Linked DNA regions of Homo sapiens: region 2 is linked to region 1. A link is an interaction called in ENCODE POLR2A ChIA-PET data of the cell type or tissue named here. Cell type or tissue: Caco-2. All regions are shown on one strand.

Region 1 (4,000 bases):
ACCAAAAAAAAAAAAAGAGGGTTCTTCTGTCAAATAAGTTTAGACTATGGTTAAACAAAGCTAAACACGTCTTTACTGTAAGACATTTGGAGCCTTTACTATTGCACTATGTGCATTATGACCATCTAGAAGAGGATTAAAGTATGAAGCATTTCCCAATATTACACTCATGTGAAACAACAGGCATTAATTAATGCATTGACCTAGAGAAAAGTTTCTAGCACTAACTTCTAACCTCAGCTCTGGTCTTGTTAATATTTCTATTACAAAGTGAGTAAGAAAACTAGAGGCTCTCTCACCAAACCTAAAGCTGGAAGGGACTGCTATAATGTTGAATTTCAACAAGGTCTATCAATAGGATGGATCAGAATATAAATTAAACACTCAGTTCTATTCTTGAACTCCCACAACAACCTGCAAAAATGAGCAACAACTATGAGAAACCTCAAGCTCAGTGAGATTTCATAGTGTGATGTGACTAGCAGAATAGCTTACATGGGATCACAGTACAGCAATTAGACTGCTTATGGGTTATGAAACAAGTCTAATGAGAGTAGTTAAGAGAAGAAATTAAATATAGGGTCAGGCTGGCTTCAGATATTTGAAGGGCTACAAGGTAAAATAGGCTTTTTCTGTCATTCTCAGAAGACAAAAACAAGACCATGGATGCAAACCATAGGGTGAGAGATTTGGGTTCAACATGAAAAAGGGAATTGTAACAATTGGAATCTCCTAAAAATTGGGATTGGTGGCCTCAGTTGGTGACAAATTCCTTGTTTTAGGAAGTACACATGCTTTATTGTCTCTATTAGATTTGCAAGCAATCCATGCATAGATTGGTAGGAAGAAGGGTGGCTAAAACAGTAAAGTACTTGGCATGGTGTCTGACATAAGAGATGTTCAATAATGTTCGTATCTTTTCTTCCTTTTTTCGTAACATAGGATCTGATTAATCAATAAAAGACAGCATCCCCTTGAAAAATATTCTGCCAGTCACTTACATATTTATTAAGCCTGGCCACTGATGAAGGGCTTATTGACTACTGATTCTGAATTGCCAATTAAGATTTTTGACTATTCAAAGGCTATGCCTTTATGTCAAACTATTTTAATATCCTATAATTTAATTATGAAACCACAAACTCGGCTGGTTCTACAAATGATTTAAACTACTATAAGCTTTCTTACATATTCATTTCTAGTGCACATTCAGAACACTCACAAACAGCAATTTTAAATAACAATTTAAATTATATAAAATTCTACAATTCATTTAGAAATCTGTCGAATGAAGAATAAAGAAACAATACCCCCAAATGATAGCCTCAGAAGCAAAAGTTTTTCACTGACCTTCTCCTACCCTCCTGTCTCTCAGGCCCATTCTCTCCTGAGGCTAACCATAGAAACTAGAATCCCTCTTCCCCAAGGCAGGTCATAGAAACCAGAACTCCTTTTCCCCAAAGCCAGTCATAAAACCTAGAAATATTACTTTAACTTCCTCCACCTTTCTGTGTAAAAACTGGTCATAAACAAACTATCTGACCTATCTTGTTTGACTGTGGGTCATAAGACCCCCATTCCAGAAAGGGACCTGCCCCACGCCCAGAAGGAAGGAATGTGTGCTCAAAGAGGCCAAGAAGAACCTAGATGGACAGGCCTGGCTGGGTTTCTCCACTCAGTCTATTAGCATTAGATCATATGCTTTTTGTCCAATCATATTTCTATAGGGCTGTTCCATACTTTGTTGAACCTAAGCATAAAAATGGACAATTTCCCATTTTTTTGAGTCTTCATTCTGAATGTTCCCGTGTACACACGTTAAATAAATTTGTATGCCTTTTCTCCTGTTAATCTGCCTCATGTAAGTGATTTTCAGTGAACCTTCAGAGGGTCAAGGCCCTTGTTCCCTACAATGACATTTCCACTAAAATAGTGTACATTTATATTTCAAATTTTAGACTAGAAAACTGTCCAATTATTCTGAGCAATGTAAAACTTGAGAAAATATATACACTTAAAAACACATCAGTAACAGGATTTCCAGGTAATTGAGGAAAAATGGAGGCCACGTAAATCTGTGTCTCTCGGCCGGGAGCGGTGGCTCACGCCTGTAATCCCAGCACTTTGGGAGGCCGAGGCGGGTGGATCACGAGGTCGGGATATCGAGACCATCCTGGCTAACACGGTGAAACCCCGTCTCTACTAAAAATACAGAAAAATTAGCCAGGCGTGGTGGCGGGCATCTGTAGTCCCAGCTACTCGGGAGGCTGAGGCGGGAGAATGGCGTGAACCCGGGAGGCAGAGCTTGCAGTGAGCTGAGATTGCGCCACTGCACTCCAGCCTGGGCAACAGACTGAGACTCTGTCTCAAAAAAAAAAAAAAAAAAAAAAAAATCTGTGTCTCTCTATAGCCTCTAAAACCAATACAGAATAACCAGAAAAAATAAAATAGCACAAATCATACTCTCAGCATAACTAGAAAATAGAAAATGCCAAATTTCAAATTATCTATAAGTTAAAAAAAAAAGAAAAAGAAAAGAAAAAATATATAAGACCAAATCCCAGCCAACAACTGCTCACGTTTCTACACAAACCTTTAAGGGTACATGGGCAGGCTGAGGAAACTGTGCAGAGAAGAGGGGAGATAATCGCAGGCCAACAACTGCTCTAAACTACCAAGAAAAGAAAGACCTCCTCCCCAAGTGTGAAAATACCAAGAAAATATTCCTATAGATCAAACCATGACTATATGGAATGGGCTGAAAAACACAGGAGATCTGAGGTGGGAATCTTAAAGGTATAAGTTCTGAGAGGAAAAAAAAAAGCAAAATGAAAGGGCAAGGTCCCTTTTGGTGCAATTGAGTAGTGAAGGAGAAAAGCAGCATAAGAGGACATTTGTATGTAAGAGGACATTTGTATGGTGCAATTGAGCGGTGAAGGAGAAAAGCAGCAAAAGAGGACAAGGTACACCTGTAGTCCCAGCGACTCAGGACGCTGAGACAGGAGTATTGCCTGAGCCCAGGGGTTTGTGGCTGTGGTGCACCATGATTGCACCTAAAAAGAGTCAGCCTGGGTAGTATTGCAAGACCCCATTCTACTACACTTACAGAAGAGGGCACCATAGAACTAAGAATCCCCTCAGTCTACAAACAACACACTCAAATCACCAGGCAATAAAACTAGAAATTACTAATAAAATTAAAAGTCCACCTGGAAATTTAAAAAATATTTCCATGAAATAATTCTTGGGTAAAAAATGAAAATAGAAATGGAAATTATAGAACTTGTCAGAAAATAATGATAATGAAAATACTACATATCAGAATCAATGTGATACATTTAACACAGTAATCAGGAAAATATATACCACTAACCATTTATTAATAAGAATAAATGAATGACATAAGGAATATTATTAAGCAGTAAAAAGGAATGAGGTCCTAATACATGCTATGACATGAATGAACAGTGAAAATATACTAACTTAAAGAAGCCAGTCACAAAAGGCCACTTTTTTTGTTTGTTTGTTTGTTTGTTTGTTTGAGATGGAGTCTAGCTCTGCCGCCCGGGCTGGAGTGCAGAGGTGCAATCTCAGCTCACTGCAACCTCCACCTCCCAGGCTCAAGCAGTTCTCCTGCCTCAGCCTCCCCAGTTGCTGGGATTACAGGCACACGCGACCACGCCCGGCTAATTTTTGTATTTTAGTAGAGATGGGGTTTCACCATGTTGGCCAGGCTGGTCTTGAACTCCAGACCTCAGGGGATCCCCCAACCTCAGCCTCCCAAAGTGCTGGGATTACAGGTGTGAGTCACTGTGCCTGGCCTTTTTAGAAAAAACAAACAAACAAACAAACAAAAACAGGGTCACACTCTGTCAACCAGGCTGGAATGCAGAGGTGCGACCTTGGCTTACTGCAGCCTCCTCCTTCCAGGCTCAAGCAGTCCTCCCACTTCAGCTTCCCAAGTAGCTGAGACTATAGGCATGTGCCACCACACCAGCTA
Region 2 (4,000 bases), 73 kb after region 1:
CGAGGCTAATCTGTTTCTAACAAATTTTAAAAACAAAATTTAAATATGCATAGTAAGGAATTCAAACATGGAAGAATATAAAACAAAACCTTCATTTTATATAACAAAACATTTATAAACCTTCGTTTATAAAACAAAACAAAGGTTTGGTTTTGTTTTATAAAGGCACACCAGCATTTTGCCAGTTTTTGCCAAATTGCTCTCCTGTGGCATACTCTTTTACTTTTCTATCAATAATGTATGTAAATACTGGTTTCCCCAGTCTCGGCAGTAGTAGGCATATTGATATTTTAGTATTTGCTGGTCTGAGGTGAAAGGGCACAGTACCTCACTGTTTTGATTTGCCTTTCAAGCGTGTAGCAGCTGCTGGACATCCTTCACGTTCGTACTTCTTTTCCGGTGGACCTTTTACATACTCTTTTGTAAATGGTTTAAAAGTTACTTTATACTAACTTTTTTGTAAATCAAGGAAATTCATCTGTCATAAGCATTGCAATTCTTTTTCCCAGTTTTTTTTTTTTTTGAGACTTTTCCTGAGAAAGTTTTATAAACACTTCAAATAATATGATATAGGAAGTAATTCCTCCTTGCCTGGAAGTGGGGCTGAGACTGGAGTGCTAGGGCTGGTGTGGAACCAAGGCCAGTGACAAAGCAGACACTGTTGCTTCTATGTGGCTGTATTAAAATGCACCCGCCCCTCTGCACTGCCCCACAGACCAGGATTTCAACACAGCCCTGTCGACTTGAAAGCCCAAGTTCCTAACCCTGACTTTGTTTCACTCTGCTGGGGTAAAACCTTACCGCAGAGGCTGGCATTTGCTGAAATGAGGTCGAGGAAGTGGGAAAGGTGGTTGGGAGTCCAATCCAAGTCTCACCAATGATTGGATAAACACAGCCAAGTGCTTCACCTCCCTGCACTGCAATCTCACAGCTGTAAAATCACAGCTGGGTCATCAGTGATGACACCAGCCTAGAAGTGTGGGTAGCACCATTAGATGAGTCTGTGGGGGAGGAAAGCACTTTGTAAACTAGTTATGTTGTGCATGTTGGAAGGATGGGCTGAATAACAAGAAACCCAGGTGTTCAGGGATCAGAGTCTGGCTTCTTTCATGATAGAAAAAGAACCTCAGCTAACAGGTTATAGGACTAACGCTAAAGAAACTGTCAGCAGAATGGCTGGAACCAGACCCAGACATCTGCCTCCCTCCTTTAAAACAAAGCTGTGCACCTCAGACCTGCAACTATCAGCCTTGATGCCCTCCTCAACCAAGACTTTTTGCTTTTCCCTAGGCCCCCATTGCCGTGCGGCTGGGCAAAGTAGCCATTGACCGAGGAACGGAGGTGAGAGGGTTTTGGGTTGGGACTTGGGTCCACTAAAGTTGGTCGCGGCTGGGACACAGTGCTTTCAGAGCTCAGACAGCACAGCTGGGAAAAACTCAGGAAGTGGACTCTTCTAACAGACTTGAACTCTGACCTCGTGCTCTACGTCAGTTTACACATCTGCAAATTGGCCAGACAGTATTATTGTTTACATTCTATCCTCATCTTTCTCCCTTGGAGAGAGGATGAGATTGAGGTTAAGAAAGGGTAAATGATTTGCCCAAGGTCTCAGAGGAAGTGAGTAGAAAGAACCCGGGTCTGTGTGGCTGCCAGTCCATGCTGCAAGATTTGTGCTGGCAGTAATGTGGCCTCAGGGCAGGGCTTGGGGTGATGCCTTGGGTGTGGCTAATCCATCTGTCCACCTCAACTCTCCCATCTAGTTAATCCATCTGTCCACCTCAACTCTCCCATCTAGTCACTCATCACACACTGAATCCAGAACAAAGCTGGGAACTGGGATACAGATGGATGAGTTAAACATGGTCACTGCCCCCGGGAGGGGGCAGATACAGACACAAATCAAGGATAATGGTACCACGCTGACACCCCAGAAAGGTTAGAGCTTTGCGGTCCATTATGATATCCATGTGTGGCTTTTAAATTAAAAGTAAAATGTGGTCAGGCGCGGTGGCTCATGCCTGTAGTCCCAGCACTTTGGGAGGCTGAGGCGGGCGATCACGAGGTCAGGAGATCGAGACCATCCTGGCTAACACAGTGAAACCCCGTCTCTACTAAAAATACAAAAAATTAGCCAGGCGTGGTGGCAGGCACCTGTAGTCCCAGCTACTCAGGAGGCTGAGGCAGGCGAATCGCTTGAACCCAGGAGGCGGAGTTTGCAGTGAGCCGAGATCGCACCACTGCACTCCAGCCTGGGCGACAGAGCGAGACTCCGTCTCAAAATAAATAAATAAATAAATAAAATAAAATGTTCAGTTTCTCCTTCACGCTAATCACAGTTCACGTGCTTGACATTCACATGCGGCTAGTGGCTACCATACTGGGCAGTGCTCGGTTAAAGACTGTTTTCTACAGTTGGACTGTGGGAAGGATAAAAATTCCAGAGGAAAAGTATGGGCAAAGGCACAGAGGAGGATAAGCAAGCAGCTCGTCCAGATGAGAGTGAGGGAAGAAGAGAGAGTGCAAGTTCGAGGCACTAGGCTGTCTGGGTTCAAAGACCTGCTCTTCCACATACTGTTGTGAACTTTGACAAATTATTTCACCTTTCTATGCCTCAGGTTTCTCAGCTGTAGAATAGGGATACTAACCCTTGCTGTGAAAATTAAGTTCACACACACATGGTACTTCTCTTAGAATGAGGCTTTCAAGTGCCAGTCAGTGGGCCCTAGAGGCTGGAGCAATTGCCAGGGCCCAGGTCATAAAGGTTCAGAAATTAACGGGTGACAGGAAGCGTGGTGAGGCAGCCGGATGGGAAGGAGAACTCCTCTTCTCTGGCAAAATGTCTCAGTCTGTCTCGTTTCTCCCAGCAGTTTTGTCATAGTTACGAATGGTGTTTCTTCTCTAGGAGGGAAATTCCTTCTCATAGCTATCTCTGCTCATATAGATGTCTGTAGGCAATAGGGTGGGCTGGCTTCCAGTGTGGGTGAAGATGGACAAGGTCAGACCAATCCAGGGAGCACGTCTTTCTTGCAGGTGGACATTGCATCTGGGATGGCCATTGAAGGGATGTGCTATGCCCAGGTATGTAGCAACCAGCCCATGCCTGCTTGTTAACATAGGCTGGGCCAGGCTAGAGGGACTTTGTATGGTACATGACCAATTTTAGAAGGTTCTTCTCAACACAAACAGTCTGACCGCATCCATCGTCCCTCATAAGTCACCTGGAGTGGCTTGAGGAGAGCCATAGTGCTTCTCTCTGGGACTTTTCCCTCAACCATCTAATGTACTGGGGTTCATCCTGCCCACTTAATGCCGAGAATCACAGAACACAGGTCCTTAAGAGGAAGAACCACATCTTTTGCCTCTGTATCAGATGCCACTGTAAAGTTCAGGATGGAGTTGGGAGGTCAAGGGCTTGGTTGTAGCCTGCAGGCTGTGTTCAATGTAGGGGCTGTACACTTGGGACTGACCTATTAAATCTCTTACTCATGGGTGAGTAAAAAATGCTAATCTCCACGTTAACAGATATCCAAAATACTCCTAAGGGGTCCTGGGACTTGGAGAAACTAGTGTGAACCTGGATTCAAAGCCAGATTTCTTACTGCAAAGAATTTTTTTCTCTACTGAGCAGCCTCATGTCAGACCACTGCAGACGGCAGCTGAGTTCTCAGGAGGCATGAAAGCAGTGTGCAAGTGGAGGCTAATGCTGATGGGGCACAGAGAATACAAAGGCTGGCCTGTCTTCCCCAGGAGACAAAGCAGCCACGGAGGCTTATACCTTTGCATGCCTCAAGATCAGAGTCCAGAGACAATGGAAACACTTGGACCCTGGCCTTGTCTTGGGCTGGACAAGCTTAAGCAACTCTTTTTGGGCCTGTGGCCCTGCTCCCCCAAAACTAATATTTTGTACCTTGTTGCAGAATATTCCAACCCGGGACCGGCTAGAGGGCATGGCAGCCTTCAGGGAGAAGCGGACTCCCAAATTTGTTGGCAAATGACCCCC

Evidence for each region. Peaks named below come from ENCODE experiments on the same cell type or tissue, not always from the same donor. Only the 100,000 strongest peaks of a DNase experiment are listed, where the experiment ranks them.
Region 2: POLR2A ChIA-PET joins it to region 1 with 7 read pairs; 4 of 35 experiments call an interaction of 5 or more read pairs at or near these places.

What each region holds. Positions count from the first base shown.
Region 1 is chr1:52,969,362-52,973,361 of GRCh38, reverse strand. All of the region lies in intron 6 of SCP2 (sterol carrier protein 2), which reads right to left. Among named protein-coding and RNA genes, the nearest start is that of SCP2, 44 kb to the right of the region's middle. In Caco-2, no CTCF peak of the experiment used is centred here; a DNase peak (open chromatin) is centred at 1,621.
Region 2 is chr1:52,896,515-52,900,514 of GRCh38, reverse strand. It overlaps ECHDC2 (enoyl-CoA hydratase domain containing 2), which reads left to right. Exons shown (of 10, transcript NM_001198961.2): 8 at 1,291-1,341; 9 at 3,031-3,078; 10 at 3,918-4,000. The coding sequence ends at 3,995. Among named protein-coding and RNA genes, the nearest start is that of ECHDC2, 23 kb to the left of the region's middle. In Caco-2, no CTCF peak of the experiment used is centred here; no DNase peak of the experiment used is centred here.